3 separate regions of the Homo sapiens genome follow, and all the other regions are linked to region 1. The links are chromatin loops, found by intact Hi-C in ENCODE. Cell type or tissue: gastrocnemius medialis. All regions are shown on one strand. Links, peaks and the distances in the headings refer to the core of each region. The heading gives the core; the rest is flanking DNA.

What was found. Hi-C counts contacts between places; a loop is a spot of excess contacts. Peaks named below come from ENCODE experiments on the same cell type or tissue, not always from the same donor. Only the 100,000 strongest peaks of a DNase experiment are listed, where the experiment ranks them.
Region 2: it touches region 1 in a loop (2.8-fold over the local background); 2 of 110 quality-filtered maps call a loop at or near these places.
Region 3: a loop joins it to region 1, with 3 times the contacts of the local background. A loop is called at or near these places in 60 of 110 quality-filtered maps.

What each region holds. Positions count from the first base shown.
Region 1 is chr22:39,228,500-39,239,039 of GRCh38, forward strand. It overlaps PDGFB (platelet derived growth factor subunit B), which reads right to left. Exons shown (of 7, transcript NM_002608.4): 2 at 7,279-7,375; 3 at 4,936-5,025; 4 at 3,123-3,328; 5 at 1,585-1,729. Among named protein-coding and RNA genes, the nearest start is that of PDGFB, 11 kb to the right of the region's middle. RefSeq lists enhancers at 7,826-8,720, 8,721-9,615. In gastrocnemius medialis, for the core only: a CTCF peak has its summit at 6,057; DNase peaks (open chromatin) are centred at 5,329, 6,062, 6,922 and 8,072; H3K4me3 peaks cover 330 bases; H3K27ac peaks cover 4,624 bases.
Region 2 is chr22:38,753,474-38,764,013 of GRCh38, forward strand. It overlaps SUN2 (Sad1 and UNC84 domain containing 2), which reads right to left and starts at 2,525. Exons shown (of 18, transcript NM_015374.3): 1 at 2,290-2,525. RefSeq lists enhancers at 1,339-1,408, 3,667-3,806, 6,743-7,567, 7,398-7,447, 8,048-8,097 and silencers at 1,899-2,248, 2,359-2,908. In gastrocnemius medialis, for the core only: no CTCF peak of the experiment used is centred there; DNase peaks (open chromatin) are centred at 1,078, 1,658, 2,078, 2,618 and 1 weaker place; H3K4me3 peaks cover 3,179 bases; H3K27ac peaks cover 3,818 bases.
Region 3 is chr22:39,169,891-39,180,430 of GRCh38, forward strand. No RefSeq gene overlaps it. Among named protein-coding and RNA genes, the nearest start is that of CBX7, 22 kb to the left of the region's middle. RefSeq lists enhancers at 1,808-2,613, 3,626-4,295, 6,294-6,588. In gastrocnemius medialis, for the core only: no CTCF peak of the experiment used is centred there; DNase peaks (open chromatin) are centred at 4,906 and 6,444; H3K4me3 peaks cover 587 bases; H3K27ac peaks cover 4,564 bases.

The DNA.
Region 1 (10,540 bases), core at 3,730-8,729:
GCTCGCTTGAGCCCAGGAAGGAGTTCAAGGCTGCAGTGAGCTATGATCATGCCATTGCACTCCAGCCTGGGTGATGGAGAGAGACCCTGTCTCTTAAAAAAGAAAGAGGCTGGGCGTGGTGGCTCACGCCTGTAATCCCAGCACTTTGGGAGGCCGAGGCAGGTGGATCACTTGAGGTCAGGAGTTCAAGACCAGCCTGGCCAACATGGTGAAACCCCGTTTCTACTAAAAATACAAAAATTAGCCGGGTGTAGTGGCATGTGTCTGTAATTCCAGCTACTCGGGAGGCTAAGGCGGGAGAATTGCTTGAACCCAGGAGGTAGAGGTTGCAGTGAGCCAAGATTGTGCCACTGTACTCCAGACTGCGTGACAGGGTGAGACTGCCTCAAAAAAAATATATATATATATAGATATATATAATTTTCCCTTAATAGAGAAATCACCCTCCATATTAACTCAATAATTTACAACATGTCAGTTTGAAGCTGTCATATGATCAGCCTTTCCATGGCATCCAGCGACTCAGCTCAGCTCTGGGAATAAGACACAGATGCCAAGAAATGGCTCCGTCTTCAGGGTCTTGTTAATAAGAAATGAGAATGAAAAGATTGTCCTGTCCCTAACAATAGAAAGTTACTGAAAAAGAACTATCACTTACGTGATTTTTTTAAACGCTCATCTAATCGTATTAATCATTTTTTTTTTGAGGCAGGGTCTTGCTCTGTTGCCCAGGCTGGAGTGCAGTGGTGCCATCACGGCTCACTGTAGCCTCGACATCCCAGCCTCAAGCGATCCTCCCACCTCAGCCTCCTAAGTAGCTGAGACTACAGGCGTGTGCCGCTATGCCTGGCTAATTTTTGTATTTTTTGTAGAGATGCCTCACAATGCTGCCAATTCCACCTTGCACCCCTGACTGATCACCAGCTAGCTGTTCTGCATATGGAGCTGAAATCTCTCTCCAGTGGCTTCTCCCCACTGGTCCTGGTTCCCCCGCTCAAGGATACGAGAAATTCGTTTGATTTCTCATCCCCAGGACAAGCTGCTCACTATCGGAAGTTGATGTGCGCGGAGCTTTCTCTCATCCAGGCCCAGATTCCTTCCACCATCCCATCCCCACATCCAACAAAGCAGGGGGCTATGGTAGCAAGACTGGAAATGGCGCTGCTCTGGATGGGGTGGTCAGGGCAGACTTCTAGGAGGAGGTGACTTCTGAGCTGAGACTCTAATGAAGAGAAGGAGCTAGGCTTGTGGAGAGCTGGGAGAAGTGTTCTTCAGCCACAGCAGTGTGTGCTAAAGCCTTGAGGCAGAAACTCCATTAGTTACTGAAAGAGGCCTGCCCGGCGGGGGTGGCACAGGTGAAGGGTACTGGTTGGCAGAGACCAGAGAGCCAGCCAGGGGCTAATCCTCATGTAGGGCTCTCAGGCCAGGGAGGAACCTGGCTTGTGTCTCAGCAAGATGAAAAGAAAGCCTCCCGTGAATTTAACCGGGGGCGGGCCTGATCCCATTTCCATTTTTAAGACCGGCCCCTGCCCCCAGCTGCTGCAGGGGAAGGGGGCTGAGGGCTGAGCCTGGAAAGGTGGTTACCTCGCTGCTCCTGGGAACCCCCCGGGCTTCGGGTCACAGGCCGTGCAGCTGCCACTGTCTCACACTTGCATGCCAGGTGGTCTTCCAGCGTCACCGTGGCCTTCTTAAAGATTGGCTTCTTCCGCACAATCTCGATCTTTCTCACCTGGAGGACAGAGCCACAAAATGCCTCTGTAGAGACCACACAGCCAGGAGCCCGGGAAGCCCGAATGGCTTGCGCTTCCCACCCCGGTGTCCCCTGCAGCAATCTTTCCTCGAAAGCCCGGAGAGCAGGCTGTGGGGCAAAAGCTTTGGCCCAAACAATAGCAGGACCTTGACCTCTGCCCTTCTCGTAGCTTTTCCATCAAAACAAGCCCTCCCGACCTGGGGCCCCCCTCAGTGCCCCCAGAGAGGGACAGCCAGAAAGGCATTTCCGGGTTGAGCTGGGGCCTGCGGTATCCTCATTCCCGGAGCGCCAGCCAAGGTCAGGGCTGCGGCAGAGGCGGGAGATGGTTGTCTGGAAGGAAGTGGGGGGAGGCTTCATCTAGGAGGGAGGTGGGAACGGGGAGGTCAGATGTCAGGTGTCCATCCATAGAGCTGGAAGCATCGAGGACAGGAGATACCACGAGAGTGGGCAGTGGGGTGGAGTGACATTCGTAGTCTCAGGCGTGGGGCCCAAGCCAGGGAGGGAAGGTGGGCAGGAGGAGAGGCCACGGGCTGGTGGCAGGAGAAGGAAGTGCGGCTAAGCAGGCAGAGCATCGGGCAAGGGCCGGTGCTGAGCTAGAGAAATGCGCACTGCCCAGCCTGTGGGCGAGGCTGGCCTGGGGCGTGCAGGAATCTTTCCACAAGAAGCAGAAGCAGCAGCTTCTCTGACTCTGCCCCGACTAGGGTGAGACCAGGGTGCTCCCTGAGACAGCCTCTACTCTAGAATTTTCCCTGAGTCCAGTGTATGTATCCCCCGTCCCTCCGAAGAAAAGCAGGATCAGCATTCCACTGTTGTCAGGGGACCTGCCCCAGCTCCGCAGTGTCTATCACCTGGTGGGCCTCTCTGCACTCTCTTTATTAAAGACACAGCTTGTCAAAGAGAGACAAGCAGGTGTCAAAGATGCAGGGCCACCCATCTGAGCCTTTCTCAAGACAGCCCTGAATAGGGAGAGCTTTGGGGGAACCTGAGTAGCTCCCCAAAACATTCTGAGTGTCAGATAAATGTTTGCGGATACGGCTCTTCAAGGGACGTTTTGCGATTTTGTCCTTGTAAAGGAGGTGACATCCCTACTTCACGTTGGCTCCACACCTCGCCCAGCCCGGGGGGTCTGTCTGTGGCTTTTGGCTACAGTGGCCTGAGCCACCTCAGAGGACTCATGGTCGGCCTCAGTCCACCTGCCTAGGAAGAGCTTCCCAAGAGTGGGCCTCTCTGGACAGAGCCCAGGAACAAATCAGGAATGTCCTTCGACACACCACTCTGCCCAGTCAAGGAAGCCTGGTCAGGTATGAGCCCCAGAAGGGTGGTCTCCACCCACCACCGGGACCAGCCTCGGGGGGCCGCGGAGCCTACGCACCTGGACAGGTCGCAGCTGCACCTGGGTGGGGCGGCACTGCACGTTGCGGTTGTTGCAGCAGCCGGAGCAGCGCTGCACCTCCACACAGGGCGGCCACACCAGGAAGTTGGCGTTGGTGCGGTCTATGAGGCGCCGGGAGATCTCGAACACCTCGGTGCGCGTCTTGCACTCGGCGATCATGGCCGGCTCAGCAATGGTCAGGGAACCTGGGAGGAGACGAAACCTGGGTCAGGAGCGTAGGCCTGTCCAGAGTCCCCCCACTTGGCAGGGGAGCTCAGCGGGTGCCTCCGGGACTGCTCTTTCTCACGCCCTTCAACCCCAGGGTTCAGGTTTCAAGTCCTGGCTGTCATTAGCCATGGGACTTGGGCAGATGGCTGAGCCACTCTAAGCCTGTGTTTCCCCATCTGAAAATGGGACCATGAGATCTACACCCAAGAACCACTGTAGTTTCAAGTGAGAAAATTCAGAGTGTGGGGCATGTTGTAAATGCTTAGTAAATGTCCGCTTCCCTCTGCTGGCACATGACTATTTTATTCTTCTTTATGATTTTACACATTTATGGGCTTGCCCAACATGTGGTTTTTATGCAGGTACCATATTAGCTCGAAACCACGCGTGCACTGCTGTCTCACGGTGCCTTGGATTCCTGCATCACTGCTGCTTTCAAAGCCTCAGCTTCCTCCTCTATGAAATGGGATAATAACAGCACCTCCCTCCCATGTGGATCTAAGGTGTAAAGTGAGTAAGCCTTGCCTACAGCAAGCACTGAGGTTACCGATGCTATCCATGTACAGAGGACAGGAGGCTCTGAGAGCTGAATATCCCGTCCGCCCACATTCATAGATTGGGGGTGGAACTCAGGCCACCTGACTTTTTTCTTTTTTTTTGAGACGGAGTCTTGCTCTGTCGCCAGGCTGGAGTGCAGTGGCGTGGTCTCGGCTAACTGCAACCTCCGCCTCCCTGGTTCAAGCAATTCTCCTGCCTCAGCCTCCCAAGTAGCATGGACTACAGGAACCTGCCACCACGCCCAGCTAATTTTTGTATTTTTAATAGAGACAGGGTTTCACCATGTCGGTCAGGATGATCTCCATCTCTTGACCTCGTGATCTGCCTGCCTCAGCCTCCCAAAGTGCTAGGATTACAGGCGTGAGCCACCATGCCCGGCCCAGGCCACCTGACTCTTATTCATCGTTCCCCCAGCCTCTAACTGCAGTGTTTTGGGGACTCCAGGTGTCAAAGAGGAGGAGGGGTTTGAGTGGACATTTGCCTCACCTGGGAGGGTTTCTCTGGGACCTAATGATCTACGGTCTCCTTTAGGTCTCTGCAAGGGAGCAGGAGGAAGTTCCAGGCTTTGCTCGAGGTCTACCAGCCTAGGCCGCGGCCCTTTGCCACAGGAGATACCCATAGCCCATCAGGGACCACGCTGGGTTCAAGTGAGGGGAGCAGGTTGGGATCTCAGCCCTACCGCTCCCTAGCAGTGTGACCTCGCCTAGTTCTTTACCCTCTCTGGGCCCCAGTTTCCAACTCTGTGAAATGGGGTTAATAATATCTACCTCCAGGATTGAAATAAGGAACGAATGAGCTTTGCAGCACTATATTTAGAAACCAGAGAGTGTGGGGGCGAGGGGCTGTGATGACTGAACACAGGCATTTAAGGATGGTTTTACTCTCTCAGTTCGCTCAGTCCTGAATGTGGGGGGAACGGGAGTTGTAAGAGGACCCTCGGGGCCCTCCGACTGGCTGCCCGCCCCCGTTCTCTTTCCCTGGCCCCCATGCTAATTTGAAGGACCCTTGTTGGGTGTCTCAGTCTTACCCAGGCTCCTTCTTCCACGAGCCAAGCTCTCCAGCTCGCCTCCAGAGTGGGAGCGGGTCATGTTCAGGTCCAACTCGGCCCCATCTTCCTCTGCAGGAGAAGTCACAGTCAGACACCAGGCGGCCCCACCTTGGGCAGGGGCTCCCTCCGCCGGGGTGTCTGGGCAGGCGGGAGGTTTGCCTCTCCCCCACTCCAGAGAACAGTCCCTCCTTCCAGCCCCCATAAATGCACGGGTCCTGGCCCTGAGCAGGGACCCTCCAAGCAGCCCCCAGGACAGCTGCAGGCCCAGGATCCTGACTGCATCCCTGGCTCTTTAGCCAACATTTTTGGCCAGAACCCATGTCAGTGGAGTTAAAAATAACCCTTCCCCTTTGCTACTGTAAGTGAACCCTCCTCGGCCTCCAGGGCGGGGCCGGGACCTAGGGCACTGAAGGCCAGTTTCCAGTGCCCCTCCACCCAGCGTTCCCATAGGAAGTGCTGAATGGAGAAATTCCCAGAAGCCCCAGGGGGACCGCATGCCCTGAACACAGCCCCTCTGGAGCCCCGGACAATGGCCGCGCTGGGCAGGCGGGAGCCACGGAGGGAGGGAGGGAGGGAGAGGGATGGGGGTGGGAGCTGAAGACAGAGAAGAGGAGAAGAGGGGTGGGAGTTGGGCCTGCTGGGGGTGGGGAGTCCCTGCCACACACCCTTCTAGGGCCTGGTCTCTCTAGCTCCGGGGCCCTCACACCGTATCTGTATCTGTGTCTGTCTCCCTCCCCTTCTCTAAACTGTTGCCCCACCTCTGCCCCCAGCCGTCTGTTGATTCCTCTGGTCACAAATGACAGCTCCCTTTTCTAGCCTGGGCACCATCTCAGTCCCATCAGCCCTCCTTGGAGACATCGGTCCTTTCCAGAGCCCATGGCCAGAGGTTGGCTGCTGGGAAGTGAGGGCTGAGGGAGGCCTCTGAGCTGGATGTTAAGGCGTGGACAGACCCTTCTGTCTCTCTCATGGGTGAGGAGCCACAAATAAACTAAGGGGCATTGGGAACACGCTCCTGCCACCTCCACACAGCACCCCATGGCTCCAGTTCTGGCACCGACCCACTGGCCCCATCCAAGACAAAGGCGCCTGCCGCCTGTCCGTCCCGGGTACTGCAGGGAGTCTGATGACTAGTCCGCTTCCGTCCAGCCTGACAGCCCCTACGTCAACGAGCCTATCTGTCCCTCTGGCTCCTTTCCTTTCTCCCTGCCATCTCTGGAATGTCCCTGGTGGGGAGGAGATGGGGAAAAGATGCGCTTTGTGGAAAGGTTAAGTTGATTAGGAAAAAATAGCCACATGGTTGCCTTGAAACAGGCCTGCTATTGAAACCTCATCTCCAAGATCCCGACCCCCACCAGGGGTGTGGAGGGGCCGTCTGAGGGTGGGGGTGTAAAGGCTTGGAAAGAAATGGTAGAAAGGCTAAATTTGGAAGTTGCCCCATTGTGTGTGGCCAGGGGCGGCCAGTCGGGCATAGGGTGGGGGTTGTGGGAGACATCGGGTGGGGGCCCTGGCGAACAATAGGTGGGCCCAGCTGGGGCCCCCTCCTGCCTGCCTCACCGCCCCCCAGCACAGGCGGGATTGAAAGGGCCCGGGAATGCTTTTGAGAGGGAGCCAGGGGCCCAACGGGGAGAGGAAACAAAGGCAGGAAATGCTGTTCCCCCGTAGATAGCGTCTGGGCAAGGATTACAAAGTGACAAAGAGACAGAACCCCAGAGGGAAGGGGACCTGGGGGTGCAGGGGGGCTGCTGACCAGGGCTCCAGGGAACAGGCCAGAGGTTAGAATAGAATGGAATTTGCTCTGAAGACAGCGTTTATAAATACATTGTCAATCCAGCCCGCCAGCCCCGCCACGTGTGTGCCACCGAGCACGTGCCCATTCGCTGAGTGAGCTCTGGGGCACGGGCAGGGCTGCCTGCTGGTCGAGGCCAGGTGTCCCCAGGGGACCTCACAGACCGGGCCCCTAGCCAGAGGGGCGGGGAGATGACTCCTCCAGTGCCACCCTCCCTGGCTGGGCCCACACCTGGAGACATACTCGGCAGATGCCCTGGGCACCTTCTCCCCGCCCTCCCTCCTCCTGGCACCCCACCCTTGGCACCAAGCCGGAGCCACACGTGGGTGCTTCTCCTGCCACACCCCAAGTCCCAGGTACCAACCCGCCTGCTGACTCGGCCCTGCCCTGGATGGGTGTGGCCACGCTCTCTCTGGGCTGCCATGGGCCTCTAGTTCTCCAGACGTCAAGAAGGAGGGATGCCTCCTGTCCTGCCCCTCCCAGATCTCTTAAAGTCTCCTCGGAGGGCCGGAGCGCGGGGCGAGGATTCCATTTACCTCCGGGGTCTCCGTGCAGCAGGCGTTGGAGATCATCAAAGGAGCGGATCGAGTGGTCACTCAGCATCTCATAAAGCTCCTCGGGAATGGGGTCCCCCTGCCGGGCAGACACCAAAAGGCTGAGTGAGCTGGGAGTGGGGGCTTTCCAGCATGGCTGTCTCCCCCACCACACGCTTTCTCGCTTTCTCCTGTGGAAAGCTCCAAGGTCACAGGGAGACGGACAGGCAGGATCCAGGCCTGATGATCAGGAGCACAAAGGCCTCGGGGCCTGGACCTGCCGAAGCCTCTGAGACCCAGCTCAGTCCCTGCACCCTCAACCCCCAACAGGAACCCCAGCTTGCTTTGAGTTGGACCTGCTTGTCTCTATGTCTGTCTCCCCCACCAAACTACATGTTCTGGGAATGCACCAAAATCTGATTTCTCCCTGAGTCTCACAACACACCTGACAGCTGAAGACAGCCAGCATCTCCCATGGCCAATCTAACCCCCATTTTACAGAGGGGAAAACAAACGTTCAAAGAGAGGCTCAATTATTGGCAAAAGCTGCATTCAAACCCATGCCTTTGGGATGACAGAGCCTGTACTCCCAGGCTCCTGGGTACAAGAGGTGCTTAATAAACGCGTGCAGAGTGCGATGGCCTCAGGAGGCCCCAGGTCCTAGCGGTATCTATGAAGTCTCTCACTCGAAAGAGGCGAAAAGGGAATCCTCGGACACGGCCGGGAAACCTGAAAGCTTACCCGTGCCCTGTGCCCAACCAAACCCTATTTTTAGAGCCCCTTTGGCCTGTTGCCAAACATACTCGAAACCTGATAACACTTCAACAGGCCTCATTCGGAGCTGGGCTTCCTCCAGGGAAACCGCAGGTCCCACAATGACACAAGAGCAGCCCCGTAGGAAGGTCACAGCCACGTCCCCCACAGTCCCAGGAGACCCAAGGGGCGGATGCCAGAGATCCCAAGAAAGAGGCGAGGGCAGATGGGAGACTGAGAATCACAATCCAGACCACCAGCCACTGAGAAGCAAAGAAAATTCCTAAGATGTCGCTGCACGTTCAAAGGCTGGAACCGGACTTCCACGTGTGCAAACACACACGTGCAGGCACAGGCACTCGGGCTGCACGGTCTGGACAGACAGTCCTGGAGAGGGCATCAATAGGCTTGGCACATTACTATAGAACCTTGGGTTAAACTATTTTCTGCCTCAGTTTCCCTGGATTAAGAAGGGAGGACTTCCCTTCTTGGTTCGCTCCACATTCCCGGAGCCGAAGGTCGGGGGGCTCAGAGGGGGTCGGTGCAGGCTACCTTCACAAAAGGGATGCTGCTTTCTCGCTGCCTGACGGCGGAGGGGGAGCGAGGGAGAGGAGAAGAGGTCGTCTCAGCCCTGTGGCCAGCCTCAGGGGGCTCTCCCCGAAAGCTCTGTTTCCTCCAGCTTATCATGAGGTCTAGCAACACCTCCAGGGGTTCATCCATGACCAACTCTGGCCACCCACATCGATCCAGGAGCCAGAAGACTCAGGGCGGGGGGTGGGGGTGACCACTTTTAAAGCTACATCATTCCCTGAAACCCCTGAGTCTCCATGTCTTTGTTTGAACATGGAGCTTACAACTCCGCCCAATGTCTAAGGGCTGCTGGGCAACTTGAGGAAAAAAAGGTGGCAGGGCTTGGCTGAGAACTAGGGTCTTTCCTTCAATATCCGGGCAGCCAGGGGCTGCACGTGCAAGACAGAGGAGGGTATGGGCCCCGCTGCCCCTCACTTTCGGCCCCATCTCCTCCGGGCTCTGCCTCCTCCCGCCCTCAAGCAAGTTCATTCTTTCCACCTCAGAAGAGAGACCACGCCTCCGGTGCTCTCCAAATGTTGACAAAGTACCCAACCCACAGAACAGAGGGCTTGGTCTCCAGTGAACACCAGCGAAAGCCGCTTCCCCTGAGAGTTCTGTCAAACCCAGAACTGGCAGGCCAGAGAGCTGAATCCCACGCCTTTGGACCAACTGCCGTGTGACCTCGGCTGGTCACTGCCCCTATGGTCCTGGCTCTCATCTGTGAATCGAGGGGCTTGAAGAACATTCGATTCAATTCTAATTCTGCCAGGAGGCGTTAGAAGGGGCAGAGAAAACGCCAAAGCCGGGTGCCTAGCCAGGCCTCCCTGGATCACTGGCAGAAGGAGAACAAGAAGCGTTTGTGGAGTAAAGATTCAATTAACCCCCCAGGGGAGGGGCCCAAAGGCCTAGTAGCAAATGGCATTTAGTGCTTGTGCCAAGATCTCCCTGCCCACTGGAGAGCCGGCTGCAGCTGCCAGCCACGGCAGAGGAGGCAGACCCCTGAACAGGCCGAGTGGACACCCCAGATCCAGGCCCACGACACATAGGAGATGCCCCTCCAAGGCTGAGTGTGAAAGAGCCCAGGATAGGGTCTGAGGAGGAGAGAGAGGCACATAGTAGGTCCTCGGTAAATACTGGTCAAATGCATGAAGGAGTCTACCATTTTCCAGGTTCTGTCCAGTATGATTCTTCTGCCTCCTCCACCAGGAGGGCCACCTGGGATATTCTTCCCCAACCCTAGGCAAATGAGCAACTAGAGTCCCTTTTAATCTGAGCAGGGAGACCGTCCCTGAAGATGCTTTTGGTAATGTGGCCACTAGATGCCCAGAACTACCCATAAGCCCCCGGATTTGGTAATAATACCACAACTAACATCTATGAATGCCAGCTACAAGCCACACGCTGAGAAAAACACCGTATAAACTACCAATCCTAAGAGGCTGGCAGTATTTGTATCCCCATCCTCCAGATGAGAACACTGAAGCTTAGAAAAAATTAAACAAGCAGCAACAGGTCCAGACAATTAGCAAGTGGCAGAGCTGGGTCGTTCCCAGGCTCCAGACTGCCCACCTGTTCCAGCCCACCATGGGGCGTCTCAGCCTCCCTCTCCTGTGTTCTAAGGCCACTGGCCCTCAGCATCACACAAGGTTCGTGTTGGCTCTTTACTCTGCAGCATGTCCCACGTCAGAGGCTCTCAACCAGGGCCCAGTGGGCCCCCAGGGGACAGTGGCAATGTATGAAGGCATCGCTGGTGGCCACAACTTGGGGTGTGCACTGCATCTTAAGTTGGGGGAGGCCGGGGATGCCGCTCACCACCCTTCAGGGCACAGGACGGCCTTCCCAAACATCAGGAGTGCAGAGGCTGAGAAACCCTGTAGCGGAGGAAAGAGCAAGGGCTCCAGATGCCAGGGCAACCTGGATTCTTGGAATCTTGTCACAATCT
Region 2 (10,540 bases), core at 1-5,000, 480 kb before region 1:
CCAAAGTGCTGGGATTACAGGCATGAGCCACCACGCTCAGCCAAAAGGATTTTTCTTTTCTTTTCTTTTAATAATAGAGACAGGGTTTCACCAAGTTGGCCAGGCTCCCACCTACGTCCTGATGGCGCTTGCACTGTCTGTCCCCACGGTGCACACTGTGCTGCCACATCTTGGTAAGATGATGATAAAATGGTAAGTGTCTGCTGGGACCGGGCTCCTTGTATACCTCATTTATATTATTAGAAGCAAGGTAGGTATCATTACTCCCATCTACAAGGGAAGAACCTGGACACTGAGGCAATGGGTAACTTGTCCACAGTCCCCAGCCTGTAAGTGCCAAAGCCAGGGTTTGGGCTCAGCTCTGACAGGCTGTAGGGCCTGGGTCTTTCTACTCAGGCATAAAGTTTTCCAGTTGTTTCAGGAATGTATTGAAGATTCTAGTTGTGTGTCCTCAGCTAGAATCTTTTTTAGCCTCACACATGCGCAAAACAAGGCTGTATACAAACTTGTTACACAACAAATATTTGTTAGCAAACTAACAAAATAGGGAGGAGGAGGGCAGCATGAATTACAGTCAGTTCCGGTCACCATGTGGGGCAGAAATCAAGGCTCTGGAACTGATAATGAGGACAAAGGAAGCCAAAGTGCAAAGATCTGGCAAGAGGTAGCATTCTGTGACATGAGGAAGATTAATGAACCACTCAGGTCTAGACACCCGAATTCAAAGTCCCCGACTGCCAACATGGGGAGTCTCAACGTTAGTGCCTCTGCTGGCCCGTACAACAAAGTCACTTGGGAATTCCTAGCACTTGCTTGTGACTTTTGATCACTTCTAATATTCCTGGTTGATACTTAAATGACCAGTTCTCTGGGTTGTGTGGTGAGTATAGAAGTCCACTTCCCAACCCAGGCTGCAGAAACCCGAAGGTCTGGTTAGTCCAGCTAGAAAGTCCTCCTCTGAAAAACAAGCAGCCTCATGTCCTGGCCTTGTTGGCATCTTCCCAGGTCAGACGCCCATCTGGCATCCCCTCTACTTTTAGCTGGTGTTGGAAAAGGGACCGATTGGTAGTAGGAAAAGCAGGAAGTTGGCCTGGGTCCTTGTCTCTATTCCTGTCCTTATAAGGTAATCTCCCCTCCCCCCTCCCTGCCCCGCCCGTACGGTCCCTACCTGAAGGCTCCAGCTGCCCACACAGGGACTCCTCTTAGCCTCTGTCCTGCTGAAGGAGGTGACACCTTTGCCCAGGGCAGAAACAAGGCAACATGTTTATACCATACCCAAGCTGCCGCTGGGAAGAACTAAATATTCTGATGGAGGTTGAGCGGGGAGTGCTGAAAACTGTCAGCACCCGCCTCCGCCCTCCCAGAACTCCCAGAGATGCCTCTCAGTCTTTCCTGCGGCATCCTGGCATCACAAAACAGTTTACCATTGAGTCTGGGTTTCACAAGATGAAAAAGGTCGAGGCCCCATTCTCCAAAACAAGAAGTGAGCCTCTGGGAGCTGAAATCTACTACTGCGAATCATAATAGACACCACCCCCGCCCCACCTCCTCCCTAACAATCAGTTAGGAAACGCTCATCGGAAAGCATCCTTCCCCACTTCTCAGCTGGGCGACTTCCTTTCTCAATTCCGCCCTTCCCCATCACAAACATCTCCATCCATCTTCAGACTTAAACCAGATCTGGGGCATCTTCCTCGTGACATTTCCACTCCCTGGGCACAGCCAGGCCACACGCCCTTGTGGGACCTGCCAAACGCCCGGTGCTAACTCCCTCTGCCCTCATTCCCACAGGCCAAACCTGCAGAAATTGTCACCAAAGGCGCGCCTCCTGGCTCTCTAAGTCACACCGCGCCCCCCATTGCTTTGTTTTGTTTTGTTTTAGAACTGAACAAAACGGGCCTTCCTCTGAGGCCCTGAGTTCTGACAGGCAGAGGCTGGGAACTGCCTGTCCCTGGAAACGGCCTGTCTGGCACAAAACCCGTAGGCGCTGCCCGGGGCCGGGTTGGGGCAGTCGGCCTTTGCCCTCCTCCTCCCGGGAGGCTGCCCGGGAAGTCCCGCCCGCAGACACCGCCCTCCCGGCTGACCAGTGGCGCGGCAGGCGGGGCGGGGGCCAGGAGGTGAGTCAGGGCGCGGGCCGCGGACCCGGGTGGAGGCTGGATCCGGCCCAGCACGTCCCGGAGAGGAGGAAGCAGGCCTGGCGGCGCGGCCCCGCCCGAGTGGCCCGACGGTGACCCGGGGTCAGGCCGGGCCGCGGCCCCCCAACCCTCTCCTGAGCTCGCCCGCACTCACCTGCTGCCGCGGCGGCTTCTAGCCCGGCCGGGGGCGTCCGAGGCCAGGCCGCCGCCGGGGCGCGCCCCCTTTCCGCGTGGGGATCCCGCGGGCGGCGCTCCGCTCAGGGCGACACAGCGGCCGGGCCCGGGGCGCGCGGGCACGCGAAGAGCGGCGACGCGGGACAAGGCGGGCGGGCGGACAATGCGGCCGGCGGAGGCCCGCGCTGCGCGAGTGGGGCCGGGCGGCGCGCGTGTGGCCGACTCTGTATGTGTGCGCCTGTCAGTCAACGCTGACAGGCCGCAGCCCATTGGTCAGGCCCCGCCGGCCGTCACCGCCCACCGCCGCCACCCATTGGCCGGTTTGAACACAAAGCCCCGGCTCGCCCCGCCCTCGCGTGGGCCCCGCTGCCCTGCGCGCTCAGCCTAGGAGTCCGCGCGTGGGAGGCGCTGGGCGGGCGGGGACCCCGGGCTGCGGGAGGACGCGACGGGAGCCTGTGCTGGGGCTCGGGCTCAGCAGGGCACTGGACTCCCGATCTGGCGGCTCAGAACACCTGAGACAGCTCTGAGCGCTCCCACGCGCGCCTGCAGCCTGGTTCACCAGGCCGGCGTCCGAGGGGAGGGTGGGAGCCCTGGGAGCGGCAGCGCGCGGGTGGCCCTTGGTGCACTCTCGGTGAGGCTGTCGAGGGCTTGCTCAACACCCGGCACCAGTGCCGTTGTCCTCTTAGCCGGCCATTTCTACACCCATTTTTCAGACAAGGAAACAGGTTGCTAATTTGGGGATTCCAGACATGCTGGGAGGCCCTGCCTCTTCCCAAGCTTTACCCAGAGCACCCAAGTTTCACGACAGCTCTTCTATTTTTTGTTTGTTTTAAACAGATTTTCTATTTTATTTAAATAGAGACGAGATCTCACTATGTTTGCCTAGGCTGGTCACGAACTCCTGAGCTCCAGTGATTCTCCCGCCTCGGCTTCCCAAAGTACTAGGATTACAGGTATGAGCCACCGCGCCCGGCCAGCTCTTCTGTTTTAAGGACGGTGCTTGCTGCACTTGAGCTGTGGGAAGGCAGGGCTGGCCACTCATTCTTCTACCTTACTCAGACTTGGAACGAGTGCTCAGCGTTTGAGTAAAATGCTGCCTGACTCCGGGGGTCCTGTTCCTTGGCTCCCCATCCGCCAACTGTACAGATAGAGCAGGTGCACAGCTTGGGATGAATCTCTTTCTGTGCCAGCCCTTCTAAGGGCAGATGAACAGTCGTTATTTTACTTTTAAAGTACCAAGAGGAAACGAGACAAGAATGACAAAATCACCGAGGCAGGAACAGGAAGGCTGTGGGGTCGGAGGATTGAGGAAAGGCAAAACCCTCATGCTAAAGCGGCTTCAGCCCAACTCCAGACAAGAACAGTCCCCTTTCCTGGGCCTCCATTGCCTGCTCTGGAAAGAGAAGAGTCTCCTGCTCTTCCACCCTCCTGGAGACCACGGTGCTGGCCATTATCACTCCTAGGTTTAGACTGCAAGCTCTTTGAGGACATGGACAAGCTCTCCAGAGCCTGGTACCGAGCCTGGCTCTGGTCTGAGTGTCTGCTGGATGGAGCAATGAAAGGAGAATTCAAATCAGACGTAGGGGCAGCATCCAGGTAGGGGAAGGGCCTCTCTGACTCCTCATCTCTGGGATGCGCAACTCCAGAATTCTGTCCTAACCACTTCTATGGAGTTGCCACATCCTACCTCCTCCATTGCACAGCCTGCTTCCCCCTCTCCGGGGGTCCTGGCAGACAGGGGGGTCTGGCCTTGCTGGGGTCGGGGGGGAGTCCAGGTCCCCTCCCAGGATGTGCTGAGTGGATATGTGAGGCTCATGCCCACAGGCTGACTGAAGGCAGGCCCCTCTTAAACTCTGCATCCTCTGGGGGCTGGGAGCAGGCAGAATAATGGTCGCTACAGGAATTCGGTACTAATGCTTGGAATCTGTGACTGTTATCTACATGCAAAGACTTTGCAGATGTGACTAAAGATTTTGAAATGAGATTATCCTAGATTATCAGGGTGGGCCCTAAGTGTAACACAAGTAACCCTTTAAGAGAAAGATAGGGGCTGGGCACTGTGGCACACGCCTGTAATCCCAGCACTTTGAGAGGCTGAGGCAGGTGGATTGCTTGAGCTCAGGAGTTTGAGACCAGCCTGGCCAAATTAGTGAGACCCCCCCCCCCCACCACCCATCTCTAAAAAAGAAAAACAAAAAAAGAAAATAATTAGCTGGGCATGGTGGTGTGTACCTGTAATCCCAGCTACTCAGGAGGCTGAGGTGGGAGGATAGCTTGAGCCTGGGAAGTCAAGGCCACAGTGAGCCAAGATCAAGCCACCACACTCCAGCCTGGGTGACAGAGCAAGACTCTGTTTCAAAACAAACAAAAAACCAAAGAGAGGCAGAGAAGACGAGCAGAGGGCAATGTGACCATGGAGGAAGAGATTGGAGTGATGAAGCCACAAGCCAAGGAATCAGAATAATAATAAGTGTCCTGTGTGCCACACCAATGAGCTCTGTGGCCTTGGACAAGTCAATGGGGCTCTCTGGCCTTCATTTTCTCTTGCATGAGGGTCACATGGGCAAAGGACTTCTGAACTACTTCATCCCAAAGGGGTTTTATCACCATGATCTTTGCGGGGAGACGGGAGGAGGTTGGGCCCTTGGTTTGTCCTGGACCCATCATCTGTCAGGTGGGCTTCTCTGTGCTGCCAGAGAGCAGGGCCTCCCCTCTAACACCCCACGTGATGGTGGAATGTGCTGTGTGCCTGTCTGCCTCCCCCATGGACACTGGACAGTGACAGGTCGTGGTGGGTGTTCAGCGTCCTATGAACACGAGTTAAGGAAGAGCCTCCAGTCACCTGCCTGCAACCCAGGCCAGCTCCACATCTCCCTCCCTGCTGTCAGCATCAGTCAGCAGCCAGGGTGTCGGCGTCTGTCATTTAACCATCACAGGCAGGCCTTGGCGGGGGCGGGGGACTTTCATGTCAGGCATTCTGGCTGCAGGAACTCGCTTGGCAGCTGTCAGAGGGCGGTAACCTCAGGGGAGCTTGGCGACCGACCCTCCCTCCAACTCCCGGGGGCTGTTTCTCTGCACCCTTGGGGATCTGATGTGGGCTCCCTATTCCACCCCACCCAGTCTGGTGACAAAGGCTGCGTATTTACAGAATCTTTCATCCTAAGAGCTCAAAGAGCTCCATCACCAGGTGACAACCGCAGTTAAACTCATTTTATGGAAGAAGGCTACTCTGAGGAGTGCAGGCGTGGGATCCAGGTTACAAAGTGGGTCAGCTAGGGTGCCAGGAACACAACGTGGGTCCCTGACTGAGGGGGACAGTCTTAGGCATGCAGAGATTTGGCCAGACTCTTATGGGTGACTGTGCCTTAGTCACCTCTGTCCCCCACACCTATTACAGTACCTGGCTCCTAATAAATGCTCAATAAACGTTCATCGAGCGACTGCCTGACTGCAGCTTCCCAGTCTTAAATCACCAGCTCCCCAGTGTGGTTGCAGACGCAGATCTCCTGCAGGCCTCACCTGCACTCCTGGGGCCTCACCCCAAGGCCTCTCCTACTCCTGAGCCCTTACTCAGGCTGTGCCTCAGCCTGGAACGCCTTTCCTTGTTTCTCTGCCTGATGACATTCTAATCTTTTGGCCGGGTGCAGTGATGAATGCCTGGAATCCCAGCACTTTGGGAGGCCAAGGCAGGCAGATCCCCTGAGGTCAGGAGTTCGAAACCAGCCTGGCCAATATGGTGAAACCCTGTCTCTACTAAAAATACAAAAAAATTAGCTGGGCATGGTAGTATATGCCTATAATCCCAGCTACTTGGGAGGCTGAGGCAAGAGAATTGCTTGAACCCGGCAGGCAGAGGTTGCAGTCAGCTGGCACTCGGTAGGTGTAAGCTCCAATTAGCCGTCATTGTCACCAACACCCTGAGCACAGTAGCTGGCTGAGTGTGTGCTGCCCACATGGAGGAAGGCCTGAGCTGGCTGTACACTCACAAGGGAGGCTGGGGCAGCGCTGGAGCTCCCGAGGGCACCGATCCATGGGCCAGAACTCAGGGGCTGACATAGCCTGCTTGCCCCATGTCCAGGGTGTTCCTCCTGGACTCAGCCTCTTCATACATCCACCAGGTGCTCCACCTTCTGTGGGGACATTCTGGGCCAGTGGTCCAGAGAGCAGGCTTGGAATGCAGACACTCCTGGTGAACGACGTGGGCAGGTTTAACCTTTCATTGTCTTGATGTCCTCATCTGTAAAACGGGGATGATATCAATGTGTCTGTGTCATGGGAGCTCAGTACAGTGCCTGGCCCTGGGCAAGGATTGCTAACTGTCACTAACTAGCAATCAAGGCTATTTTTTTTTTATTTATAAGCATTTATTTATTTAGCAAATACTTACCGCTTGCCTGTTCTGACAATGTAAGACATGCCCCTGCCCTCCCGGGGCCCACTGTCTGGTGGAGAAGGCAGTCATGTGAGCCGATCATCACAACACTTCAGACTCGTGCCCAGGAGGGACACAGGGCTCAAAGGGACCCAGTGTGACTTTCATGGGCCCCCTCCTCCAGAAAAAGTATTAAGTATTGTGTTTTGCAACTATGTCAGTATCCACAAGCCGGCTAGGTTATATCCATTTTTTTCCCTTCTGATTAAACAAATAATTAAAACATTTATGTCGGCCCCTGAAAATTCATGGCCCTGGCCCTGGGCCTGCTGTGCCTAGTGGAGAGTTGGTCTGGCCCTGACTCTCGTAACCAGACTTGGGGAGTCAGAGAAGCTGCTGGAGAAAGAGACCTCTGGAGAAAGAAAGGGCAAGAGGAGGAGCCGGGGACAGAGGGGACAAGAGTACCAGGCAGAGGGGATAGCAGCGAGAGCGCTCAGCTCACTGGTGGGGAAGCTGCCAGATGAACCAGGCCCCCTGCGTGGAGACAGCTGGCAGAGCCGCCTCTGGCCATCCAGCCCTGTCACTGCAACCTCCAGCTCTGTCCCTTGGGCTAGCTGGAACGCCATAGCACAACCCGAGTGCCCCCGACCCCAGTAAAAACTCCCCGGTCTACCCACCTCTCCCTCCTGCAGGGCTGCAGCCCCCAACCCCTGCTCTGGTCTTGGCTTTTTTGTCTGTAGAGCAGGGGGAGTAATTGTCCTGCTCCCTTCCCTGCCAGGTGTCTGTGGAGGCAGAGGAGGTGGGAGGACCCTCTAGGCCTTCAGTTCTCACAGCAGTGTTGCTGTGGGTGTGGCCTGTGTGCTTCCCATGCAGGGACACTCAGCACCCAGCTGTCAGCACTGCAGCCTGTACGCAGTGAGTCACTGAGGGTGGTCCCCAGGGAAGCCGGAGGGCTGGTGGGCCTTGGTTATGGCTGAGGGCATTTGAACCTGGGACCCCAGTTCATTCAGTCCTCCTTTGTGCCCACTGCCCCTCCCCCAGTGCCTCTGTTTCCCTGGGGACGGTGCTTCCCGACAGCCAGAGGGATCCAGGTGTAGGGAGTCTGGGTGGGTGGCCTTGATGGCACATAGCTGCATGTGGGCAGCTGCCCAGCTCGGCTTGACTCGGCTCTGCAGTCAAGCACGTCGGGCGGCACCTCCCAGGGCCCTGTCCATGCACCTGTGCGTCATATGCAGGACGGCCTGCGGCTGCCAGCCCGGGGCCTCAGGGGCTTGAGACGCAGGAAGTGGCTCTGCGGTAGGGCATAGTGGCCAGGAGCTGTGGGCTGGAGAGGGCACCTTGTTGATGCTGAAGGGAGGGACGGTGGGGCAGGATCAACTGAGCCATGGACCAGGGCTGTCCCCTCCCCTCCATGTCCAGGAGAGGCTCACCTCCAGGTGGGTGTGAGAAGGTGAGAGTGTGTGTGAGTGTGAGTGTATGTATGAGAGTGTGTGAATGTGTGTGTGTATGAGTGTGAGTGTGTGTGGGGAGTGTGTGTGAATGTGTGTGCGAGTGTGTGAATATGTATGTGTGTGTGGGGTAGTGTGTGGGAGTGAAAGTGAATGTATGTGTGCATGTATGTGTGCGAGTGTGTGTGAATGTGTGAGAATTGTGTGAATGTGTGAGAATTATGTGTGTGAATGTGTGCATGTTTGTGTGACTGTGTGCAAGTGTGTGTGTATGAGTGTGAGTGTGTGTGGGGAGTGTGTGTGGGGAGTGTGTGTGAATGTGTGTGTGCGAGTGTGTGACTGTGAATGTGTGAGTGTGCGTGTGTGAATGTGTGAGAATTATGTGTGTGAATGTGTGTGCATGTTTGTGTGAATGTGTGAATGTGTATGTGTGTGAATATGTGTGTAAATGTGTGTGCATGTTTGTGTGAATGTGTGTGCAAGTGTGTGTCTGTGTGTGAACTGATGCCTGCTCTGGCGACCTCTCCTCTGTTCCCTGGACTGGCTTCCCGAGCTTGGGCCACACGGGCTCTGAGGGTCCCCTGGGTCATGGTCTTCCCTCTCTTCTTTGAGTCTGGGGTGCTCGGAGCTCCCCTGTTTTCGCCTCCTTTTCTGTGCCCAGGTTCTTTTCTCGGTGACCCCATCCTCCTCTGTTTGATTCTCAACGGCTTGGCTCTTAGGGCCAAGGTGGCTGCGGTGATTTGTAATTCAGGCAATTTCTTAATCTTCTCCTTCTGGCCTCTCCCCAGGCCAGCCCCCACCCCTCCTCAGCTCCCTCAGCGCCAGGTTCCTGCCCCCACCCCATGCCCACCCAAGTCCTGCCCAGGACATGCTTTTTGGATCCTGTGCCCCCCTCTCCCTCCCACAGGCTCAAACCGTTCCCCCTGGGACCCCCTTGGCACAGCCCCGCCTCCTCCTCCAAGACAGACGGGCCTTCTGCCCCCATGGGGCCTCTTGCTACGCTGTCCTCTTCTCCAGTGAGCTTCAATCCCTGAACTTGACTCTGGATGGTTTCTGCAGCTTCCTGGCTGCCCCCTCCCCTCCTCTCCGCTCCAGCCTCCACAAAGCTGCCAGGCGGATGTTCCTGAAGCAGGGGCTGGACCCGGCCACCTGCCTGCAGCCGATCATCCGTGCATGGCTCATCAGCCCCACGGCCAAGTCCATGGCCTGGAGGCCCCCGTGACACGGCCTCTATCTGCCCCTCTGCCTCATGGCCTCCCCTCCCCTCCTTCCCCGCTAACTGTGTAGAAAAGAATGAATGTAGCAGGCTGGAGACAAAGGCCTGCTTGCAAGGCTGGCCCTGGGCTGGCATCTGGGAAGCTGGATTTTGGGAGGATTCCCACCATTCCCTAAGAAGACCAGCTCACAGTGCCAGAACTGTTTCTACACACAGTGTGTCCACGATGCACGCCGGCTTTCCTTCTGGGGGGCTGGAATTCCGGTACGTGCCAGGCAGAGGGTGCCCATGAACCAGCCCCTGGGCTGAACCCCGGGCACTGAGTCTCTTTTGGGTGTCCCGTGTTGTCACCACTTGTTCTGGAGGAATTGATTACATCCTGGTAACTCCACTGGGTCCGCTGGGGGAAGATTTTTTTTCTTTTTTTTTTTTTTTTTTTCGAGACGGAGTCTCGCTCTGTCTCCCAGGCTAGAGTACAGTGGCCCAATCTCGGCTCACTGCAAGCTCCGCCTCCTGGGTTCACACCATTCTCCTGCCTCAGCCTCCCGAGTAGCTGGGGCTACAGGCGTCTGCCACCACGCCCAGCTAATTTTTTTTTTTTGTATTTTTTGTATTTTTAGTAGAGAGTAGAGACGGGGTTTCACTGTGTTAGCCAGGATGATCTCGATCTCCTGACCTTGTGATCTGCCCACCTCGGCCTCCCAAAGTGTTGGGATTACAGGCGTGAGCCACCGCGTCTGGCCTTTTTTTTTTTTTTTTTTCACCTTTAAGCTCTGTTGGACTTGAGGGGAAAAGATTCTTTTTTCTTTTTTTTTGAGACAGAGTCTCGCTTTGTCGCCCAGGCTGGAGTGCAGTGGTACAATCTTGGCTCACTGCAACCTCCGCCTCACGGGTTCAAGCGATTCTCCTGCCTCAGCCTCCCGAATAGCTGGGATCACAAGCATGTGCCACCACACCCAGCTAATTTTTGTATTTTTAGTACAGACAGGGTTTCGCCATGTCAGCCAGGCTGGTCTCGAACTCCTGACCTTAGTTGATCCACCAGCCTCGGCCTCCCAAAGTGCTGGGATTATAGGCATTAGCCATCGCGCCCAGCCAGTCCAAGGCTTCTTGACCAGGGCAGCTGAGGTGGAGGCTCCCCCACCTTCTCTCATTTTTCATTATTAGCCTCGCGAGCGTGTTATAAACAAAGGCT
Region 3 (10,540 bases), core at 1,980-6,979, 60 kb before region 1:
AACCACCAACCACCCTCCAAGACGTAGCCACCAGCACCTCTCACTTCAGCCACCTCCACCATCTCGCACTGGCAGTGGACTGACCATGTCACTCCCTAGAACGACCCCTCGGTGGCTCTCAGCTCAGGGCTGTTCTGCAATGGCACACCTCCACACCTGCTCTCTGCTTACTAAATGCTTCCACTATTACTATTGCTTCCAGCTTTCAAAACGAAGCCTGATCAGCTTCTCCTCCACAGCCTGCCCTGGCTACCCCTCTGCCTGCCCCCACCAAAACTTCTGGGCTCCCCTTAGCCACAGCCCTGGTCCTGCTGTGGTCTGTGAGTTTCCCCCAGCAGCCTGAGAGCTCCTCTGGGAGGGACAGGGAACTGCCTGATTCAATCACCAGCCTGGTGCTCTGCCTGGGGCCATGCACACAATAGGGGTCCTGTGTTTGAGTAGATAAAGGCCCAGTGAGGGGCTAGCCTTCAGCAAGCCACAGGGAGATGGCAGAAGATGGGGTTACGCAGCGGGAGTGGGGAAAGCTGTTACAGAGGTGCCCTTGTGGACCCAGCTATAGGCGGGAGGATTGCTTGAGCCTAGTTCAAGACCAGCCAGGGCAACATAGCAAGACTCCATCCCTAAAAAAAATAAATTTAACATTTTATTTTATTTATTTTTAGACGGAGTTTCACCTTGTTGCCCAGGCTGGAGTGTAGTGGTGTGATCTCAGCTCACTGCAACCTCTGCCCCCCAGATTCAATCGATTCTCCTGCCTCAGCCTCCCTAGTAGAGCTGGGATTACACGTGCGCATCAACATGCCTGGCTAATTTTTGTATTTTTAGTAGAGACGGGGTTTCATCATGTTGGTCAGGCTGGTCTCAAACTCCTGACATCAGGTGATCCACCTGCCTCGGCCTCCCAAAGTGCTGGGATTACAGGCGTGAGCCACCACGCCTGACCAAAAAATTAAATTTAAACTCTTAAAAAGGTCAGCCCCGGTTGAATAAAAAACAGAGAGGGATGGCTACAGGACGCCTGGTGCCCAGTTCCCGTCCAGAGCCCTGGAGGACAGCAGGATTCTCTCTGCCCACCAGGTGGCGCCAGATTCCCGGCGTCCGGCTGCCCAGCGCTCGGTGTTGGGTGGATGGGGCCCCAGGGAAGCCAGAGGCAGAGCCTGCAGGACCCACAGCAGGTCCTCGAGGGGACATGCCCCATCTGCTTTCCTTGCCTGAGCGTCCACCATCAGCACCCTCCACAGTACAGGGAGGAGGGCTGTGGATGATGGGTGTGTCACGGGAAAATGGAAGAGAAGGCTGAGCGTCTTGCAAAGCAGCTATCGGGTGATGGAGCTAGACATTTGCACACCTGCAGGCTGGGTCACATCCTGTTTTCTGAAGACGCTCACCATGGGGCCTGTCTGCGCGGCCACCGGAGCCAGGATCGAGCCCAGACAGTCCAGTCCCAAACAGACCCACACTCTTAAGCACTGGGCTTGCCTGCTGCCCCTCCCTGCGGTCAGATCCCCTCCTGTTACAGATGAGGAAACTGAGGCCCAGAGAGGGGAATCGCTTGCTGAGGATCCACCCCTTGTGTGGAGCAGAACCAAAATGAGGGCTTCTGCCTGGTGGCTCCGAGGCCAGCACGCCTTCCTCCGCCATCGTGGAAACCCCTTGTCCCTTCCTGTCCAAGGAGCCCCGGCCCCCCTCCCGTGGGCTTTTCCCAGGAGCCTCCCTGTTCTGCCCAGCTCCCCTCTCCTCCCTTGCTCCAGACCCAAGCCACCCACAGACTACAACCCTTCCTACAGCCCCTTTCAACAGCCCCCGAGAGGATTTCCACCAGGGATTGGAAGAGGTCCTCATTCCTCCCACCCCCGGGCCGGATGGGGGCCGGAGGGGCAGGTGCGCGAGCGGCGCCGGATGGAGGATAGAGGGGCAGGAGGAGGTGTGGGCAGGCATGTCTTTTCCGGGTCCCACCTGAGGCCCCAGGTGCAGCCCCCTCGCACCATCCCCCGTCTGCCTGTGTTTGGGACCCAGGGCTGCGGCCGAGATCCATTTCCTCCCAGCCTCTGACCACCTGCTCCTGCCTCTCAGCACGTCTGCTTCTCCCCTCATCCCCTTAGCAAGCCCTGGCCTCTGCTCCTTTCCTGCAAGCGCCCCACAGTTATCCTGCCTCTTCTCAGGGCACCCTTCCCTTCCTCCCATGTCTCAGTGTTGTCTTCCCCCAGCTGGGCCCTGGGCAGCCCCCTCCCTGAGCACTCCTCCACCAGCCCTCAGTCCACAGCTGGGAAAACTGAGGCCTCTAATCTGGGGGCTACTCAGGCACATGGTTGGAGTTCAGTTATCTGTGTGTCCCCCAGGCCTGGCACAGAGCCCCGCACTGGGGTGGACTCTGCAGTGGGAGATGGTGGATGGGTTCAGCACAGAGCCCAGCGCTGGGGTGGACTCTGCAGTGGGAGATGGTGGGTGGGTTCAGCACAGAGCCCAGCGCTGGGGTGGACTCTGCAGTGGGAGATGGTGGGTGGGTTCAGCTGTGCTGGAATCTTGCTCCACCACAGCATGCTGTGCAGCCTGGAGCAGGTCCCTCAACCTCTCTGAACCTCCATTTTCTCATTTGTAAAACCAGGAAGAATGAGGCCTATTTTTTAGGCTTGTAGTGAGAATTGACAAGACAACGTATGCAAAATAAATATCACAGTATAAGGTGGTTGCCATTCATTCATTCTATAAATATTGATTGAACACCTTTTTTTTTTTTTTTTTCAGATGGAGTTTCACTCTTGTTGCCCAGGCTGGAGTGCAGCGGTGTGACCTCAGCTCACTGCAAACTCCGCCTCCTGAGTCCAAGCAATTCTCTTGCCTCAGCCTCCCAAGTAGCTGGGATTACAGGCGTGTGCTACCACGCCTGGCTAATTTTGTACTTTTTTTTTTTTTTTTTTAACTAGAGATGGGGTTTCACCACCTTGGTCAGGCTGGTCTCAAACTCCTGACCTCAGGTGATCTGCCTGCTTCGGCCTCCCAAAGTGCTGCGATTACAAGCGTGAGCCACTGTGCCCGGCCTGATTGAACACCTATTATGTCTCATTATTATTAAGTTCAAAAGAAAAGAAGCCAATTCAGCAGACCCCAGATTCTGACCTCCCATCCTATGCTGTTTCCTGGTGCATCCTCCACTCCTAATCCACACGGAGGCGTCACCCTAAATTACCCGGCTGCACATATCACTACCCTGGTCAAAAGCCCCCAGCAGTTCCCCGGTGCCTAGGGTGTCAGCTCCCGACTCCTGGCAGTGACACTGAAGACCCTCTGTGATCTGGTTCCAGCCTCTTTTCCATGGGATCTCTCTATCTTGTGACACCAACTTTGACTACAGGTGTGCAGATCTGGGTCCCGTGGCCAGAACACCCTGGGCTTTCTCACTGCCACGCCTGTGCTCCTGCTATGCCCTTGAGTGGAACAGCTACCATTTTTGTCCTTACCCAACAAAGTCCCGTCCGCATTTTCTGGCCCATTTCCCCCAGGTGGCCTCTCTGACCACCTGGAGCCAGGCTCTGAACCTCAGTCAGCCTCCTCGCCTAAGCATCCCGTTCCCCACTCCCCAACCGGGCCCTGCAAGGCCAGCTCTATCACCAATCATTGGCAGGAACCACTGGGCTAACAGCAGGTGCTGGACCGATCCACATGACAGGGGATGGCCTGACCTGCCCGTGTGATCAGAGTCCAGCTCTGCCACTGTCCCACGGGGATCATTCTTATCCGTCACATTCCTAAATGGACTAGAATGGTGGCCTCCTCTGCCCTGGGACCCTACTCTCTCCAGGCAATGGAGAAAGAGCCAGGGGTCCCCCCACCACTAACTGCCCCACTGACACTGTGGGGTCTCTTCCCATAGTCACGGTGCAGGCATCAACCAGATACCAGACTAAATGGGATTATCCAGACAGGACCACTGGGCCAGAGCCTTCTGCTGGAGGGAGGGAGCTTTGCTCCTCCCCTACACCCTCCCTGTTCCAGGGCTCAGTCCCTTCCACAAGGTCCCACCAAGCCTTCACAAGCCTGCCCCGTCTAGCGATGGGGAGCCCCATACCCCCTGGGGCATCTTGTCCATCTCTGATAGTTAGTTCAGAGCTGAGCTAGCTGCCTCCACGGAATTTCTGCCCCATTCATTCATCCTCTGTGAGTTCCTTCTGCACGCATTGAGCACCTACTGGGTGCTAGTTGATGTGCCAGCTCGCCTGAGCTTTGCAACACCTCTGTGAGGTGTGAAGGCGGATGCTGATGACAGTGATGGTTACAAAACCAATGAGGAAAGTGAGGTGCAAAACCAATGAGGAAAGTGAGGTGCAAGAGAGATCGCCACCCACACAGAATCTCACAATCATCAGGCAGCGGCTGGGCCAGGAGTAGATTTTCCATCTGGGTGACCCAGGAGCCTGTGCTCTTTCTTCCACTGAACTGAATACGTCCCCTAGCAGGACTTAGGAGGGGTAATACTTGGGGAGGTGGGGGCAGGACTAGCCTATCCAGTCCCCCAAAGCCTTCAGTAGAGGGCATAGAGCTGGACCTGCGTTGGGGTTACCAAGGGTAGCCAAGGGTAGTTTTGGAGCTGCTGCAGCCGCTGCTCACCCCCGGGAGCCTCCTTCTGAGAAGGAAGTATTATTGAGCCTACATTGTGTTGGGAGGGAAAACGTGGGGTCCTTGGAGCCCTGCCAGCCCCCTGCCTTCAGGCTGTTTGGCTTTGTTTGTTTTTTTGGTCTTTTTTTTTTTTCCTTTTTCTTTGGGCTGATTGTTCTCATTAAATCTTTTTGTCCTGTTTTGTTTTTTACGGGGCTGACAATGCTGCTCAGTGCTTAGCGCGGCTTCCTGTGTTTCTGCCCCAGCGCAGGCCTCGATGGGGCTGTGCTTCCTGTTGTGAGCCGTCGCCATGGCAACTGGAGGCCTGGTGGGCTCCATGGGGGTATGGGGAGGGGTGACATCAGTGACGTCACCGGGTGAGAAGGCAAGGGGCAGGGGTCTGGAGGGGGTTGCATGGGGGAAGGGCAGCCAGCAGCCAGCCGGCGCATTGCTGGGAGCTGACTCACAGCCCGGGAAGGGGAAGAATGCCCTCACATTCTTTTGGGAGGTAAACAAGGTCAGGGAATGCGGCTGGGATCCTGTTTACCTGACCCTGGCCCCCCGGGGGACCCGAAGCCCTTACAGGACAACACACTGGAATAGAACCAGCCAGACTTGGGGGGCTAGGGAAGCAGGGGAGAAGAGAGGAACCGTGAGGGGCCCCCAGGTGGGGGCCAGAGACAGAAAGCCCAGGATTCCAATCACATCTCCACTAGGTGACAGCGTGACAGCTCTATGACTCTGAGCAAGCCACATGGCCTCCCTGTGCCTCAGTTTCCCCTATTTCTAAATGGGGAGAATTTCTCGTGCAGATGGTCCCTTGGTCTCCAATCACTTTGGGCTGGTTTCGGGGGTTGCGAGGGTGGCAGCACAGCCCGTGCCTCTGCATTTTCTCCGTTCTCCACCCGCCCAAGGCCTGATCCAAGGCTAGGGTCTCCACGTCTCTGCCTGCACCTGACCCTGCTAGGGTAATGCCCCAGACCTGTAGCCAAACCAAAGGGCCGAGGTGGGCTGGCCTCGAAGGGAGGTGATGGGCGTGCAGCCCAGGGCGGGGCGCGGCACCTCTAGGATCCCAGGGCTGGAGTTGGTGCAGCTAGCCCCGCTCTCTCCCCTACCCTGTGTCCCCCCTTCAGCTTTCTCAGAGCCCCACCTCTTATCCCTGAACCTCCAGAGTGACGGCCTCCCCTGCTCATTAGGGAGGGTCCAGAGGAGCCCCTCCTGGTGCCAATGGTCTGTATCCTGATCAAACTCTGGGATTCCATGGTGCTGAGATCTGCAAGAACAGCCCCGGGGGCAGGGCCGGACTCTGCATCTCTAAGACAAACCTTTGCCACCTTTGAAACTGACCAGCTGGGAACAACGTGCCCTTCCCCCACAGGTGCCATGTGAGGGCACAGGCCATGCCCCCATGGCCACAGTTGAGTTGGGGCCACCTGGCCTATGGCTGAGAGTCTGGGTATCAGAGTCTGACTGGCTTTGCGGCTTGCTAGCTAGGGCCTTCGGTCAAGCTCCTTAGCCTCTGTGAGCCTCAGTTTCCTGATCTGCAAAGCAGAAGCTCCCAGGGTTGATGTGAGACTGAGTGAGTTAATTCACATGAAGCCCTTAGCGCATAGTAGGCCCTCATATGTGCTGAACCCACACAGAGCCAGCCCCCACAGACCCCTGCATCCTCCGCAGCAGCACCCAATGCCCCCGTCTCTGAGGGCTCCCCTATGCTGAACACCCGTCCCAGTGCAGGAACAGTGCCCACCAGATGCCCCATGGTTTTCCCATAAAGGGACCGGACTTGGGTTTCCCTGGACAGGGAATATCCTGTTCTGGGCTGGCGGGGGGGAGGAAGAGGAGCGGGAAGGACACGGCGGCTCCGCATTCCTGGCATTCTTGGCGGCCGCCCTGTCCAGCTGCCTCGGCGCTGCCGGGGGCCCTGGCCTACTGCCATGCTGGCCCGACACGGCACAGCAGCACCCCGCTTGGGGCGCCCCTTGGACTTGGGGTGATAGAGGACCCATCTTGTGCCAGTCCCACCCATCCCAGACTATCGCAGAAGCAAATGAACCCCAACCCTGGAAGCAGAGATTCGGGGGCTCTGGGAGGAGTCAGTTAACAGGGGAGGAGTTTCTGCTTTCAGTTCTACCTTATGGGGCTCCCTAGCCCACCTACCGTTCCCCAGGGAAGCTCTCGGGGTCAGAGCCGGAAGAGGGGAGAGGTAGAAGACTCCTGGGTTCTAGTCTCCAGTGCCCAGACAGCCACTTCCCCTCTCTGGGACTCAGTATCTCTGTCTGCAAGATGGGAGACTTTGATCCCTTCCTTGGGCAACCCCAGCATTGCTGCCCTTGTCACGCTCTATGGCATCATCACTGCCTCTCTGCAGAGCCTGTGCCTCTGGCTAAGGGCAGGAGCCCATCCCTTCTCCGCACTGGGCCGGGCCTGGTGGGATATAGTGGTTCCCACCGCCACGCAGCCATGGTATGCAGGATTCGAACATTCAGAGGGGAGGGCCTGGGGGCGGTCAGGCTCTGGAGCCCTCACCCTGGGAGTGCCTTTGGGGTCCTAGGAGGAAAGGGGTCCTTGTCCAAGATCCCACAGCTAGCTCGGTCAAGCTGACCCGGGAATCCGGGGACTTGCTGTTCTGCAAAACCACCAGAAACTAGGGTAATTCTTTTCCATGTTTTTCTGCAAACGCCCCCTAGTTTCAGGCCCAGAGCAGTCTGGGGAGAAGCTGGGAGCTGGAGGCTTCAGAGACCTCCACTCTGCAGGAGACCAAGCCCGCTCCCCATGCTGCCCTCTGCCCTTGGGGAGCCTGGAGGGGTCTTCCAGGGCCGGGAGGGGACAGGCAGGAGGGGCTGCAGTGGGATGGATGCATCTGGGCTGCCAGTCTCTAGCCTCCCACCCTCTCCCTCCCCTCTCCTGCTGGCTCGAGGACCACCCCAAGCCCCTGCCCAGTCCTGGGAACTCCAGCTCCATCTGCACTGCAGGCCCCATTTCCCACTTCAACAGCTCACGGTGGCTCTGGGCACAGGGACCAGAGCAACCTGGTCCAGGCCACAGCGAGAGGCAGGAGCAGCTCTTTGCTGGAGTCAGGAGGCCTGAGAAGTCCCTGGGCCTCTGCACCTCCACTTGATCATCACAGGGTTAGAGGATGTGGTCCCTGGGGCCAGCCTCATCAGTCCTCTGTGGTCCCAGGATTCTGAAATTCAACTGTTTGGTTCTGAGACCATCAGTCACCTCCTTCTGCCTGCCCTTGAGAGGATTAAGCAGAGGAAGTCCCTCCCTGTTACCTGCTCTTCTCTAGGGCTCACCCTGCAGAGTTCAGCTCCCATCCAGGCCAGGGCCCTGCTCCCAAGGACCCCATCTCCCTACCACTTGACCCCCCCAAAAGGCCAGACACCCCCAACGCTATTGCCTCCGCCTTCCCCTGGTGCCTCCTGCCTGCCTGTCCCGCCTGCCTGTCCCACCCGCCTGTCCCACCCGCCTGTCCTGTCTGCCTGTCTGGCTGGCTGGCCATCTGTCTGTCTCTCTGTCTGTCTGAGGGACAGTAGGAGGAAAAGGCTGGAACCCCACCCTGCTGGGTCCACATGTCCAGGGCATTGTTCAGCCTCCTCTGGGAAATCACCTCAATTGTGAGGCTTAGGGGCCACTGCGGCACGGCCGGGTGTGTTTACAGATGCGGGGGTGGCCAGGGGTTGTGTCTGTGGAGGAGGATGGGCACAGGGGGTGTCACGATCATCTGTGTGTGGCACGCTTGATTAAATAATGATAAAATGACGAAATGGAATATTATGCAGCCATCAAATACGAGGCCTTTGAAGAAGAGTGAGGACATAAGAAATGGTCCCAGTGTAAGATTTACTAAAAGGGAAAGTGCACAATGAGAAGAAGTCAAAGTGACCCACCAAATGCTAATCACAGTGATCTCTGCGCAGCCAAATCATGAGTAATTTCCTATTTCCTGTGTATTTACGGTGTATTTTCAATGTTTTTGGCAATGAGCACGTTCGTTTTGTAATCAGAAAAAGGAGAATAAATGTTGTAAAAATCAAACTAAAGATGAACTAGAAAACAAATGAACATGACTAAAATAAAATAAACTCACTGGGCATGGTGGCTCACACCTGTAATCCCAGTTCCTCAGGAGGCTGAGGCAAGAGGATCACTTGAGCCTGACAGTTTGAGACCAGCCTGGGCAACATAGTGAGACCCTGTCTCAAAAATAAATAAATAAATAAATAAAATAAGGCCAACAGAAAAGACTAAACATAAAACTAAGGCAAATGTTCAACTCCAGTTAGCAAACACTGAGTGGGCGCCTGCTGTGTGCAGAGGCTCTGCTGAGTGCCGGGGTTACAGAAATGAAGGAGACGGAGCCCTTGGCGAGTTAACCGTCCATCAGGAGGGTGGGAGAGTCACCAGTCATGAGGCCCCCTCAGGAGGGCACCGGAGAGAGGGAGACATGGATGAATCAGGAGGCCTTCAGGGAGGAGGTGACGGCTCACACAGAGGCTGGGGACAGGGGATGTGGTCCTGGTGGGAAATATGGCCGGTGGTGGTTGGAGGGTCCGCTGGTTGCACGAGCTCAGTTTAAGTATAGCGTGGGGAAGATAGGCTAGCTTCAACTCGCTACAAGTCTGGAGTGCCGGGTGGAGAGAGATTCTTAGCCAAGTGGGCATTCCTCAGGAAAGAACACAGGGAATGGTCAGCCATTCATTCACTCATTCATTTATTCAATTCAACAACTACTTCTTGAATACCATCCACACGCTAGGCACTGTGCAGCTTCCATTCAAATGCAGGGAAATGGGCAGGAAAGCAACCAATGAGTAAAGGGAATAGAAGTTGGTGCTGTGCGGAAGGATGGGGCAGGGTCCAGAGGTGGGGGTAGCTTGATGTGGGGTGACCAGGGAGGGCCTCACAGACTGAAGGAAGTGAGGGAGTGAGCCCACTGAGGCTGGGCTCTGCAGGAGGAGGGCTGTCAGCAGAGGGGGCCCAAGCAGACAGAGTCAGGGTGAAATCCCATAGGTCCTTGCAGGCCTTTGTAAGCACCTGAGCTGCGGCTCTGAGTGAGGACCGGAGCAGGAGCCGGGGAGGGTCTGAGCAGAGAAACACATGATCTGACTTAGGCTTAAGCAGCCTGTAGGAGGGGAGCTGGTGGGGCTAGGCTGGGCCAGCAGCCCTGGTGAGGGCGAGGAACAGAAGGCGGAGCCAACAGCAGTACGGCCTATCTGATGAAGGGTGGTGGTAAAGGAAAGAGAAGGTCAAGGCCTATTCCAAGGTTTGGGCCCTAGCACTTGGAAGGACAGAGCTACTGAAACTGATGGGGCCAGCTGGGGATGGCAGGTTTGGGGTGGGATGGAGCAGGGAAGACAGGCACTGAGGCTGGACAGGTCGAGGTGGTGATGCCCGGTGATAAATCCGAGACTTCCACCCGGCAAAGCTGAGCAGGCAGGGGCCAGCTGGGGACACTCATCGGGCGTCACTGGCTCGTGGGTGGGGATCAGCCCCTAGAGCCGGATGAGACCACCCTGGGGAAGGGTGTAGACAAAGAGTAGCTCCAAGGATTGAGCCCTGGCACCCCCCGCCAACGTTTAGAGATGAGGGGGGCCGGCAGGGGAGCCTGAGAAACAGCATCGGGGAGGAGGGAGGCCCAGGAGGGTGGGGCCTCAGCCGAGGTGCCTGCAGGCAGCAGATGGAACAGCCACAAATGAGGCTCCCACAGAGCCATAGGTGACAGCCTGACGGGGAGGAGACTTGCGAAAAGAACAGGAGAGAGGACATTAAAAGGCAAGGAGGGCCGGGCGCGGTGGCTCACGCCTATAATTCCAGCACTTTGGGTGGCCGAGGCAGGTGGATCGCCTGAGGTCTGAAGTTCAAGACCAGCCTGGCCAACATGGTAAAACCCCATCTCTACTAAAAATACAAAAAAGTTATCCGAGCATGGTGGCACATGCCT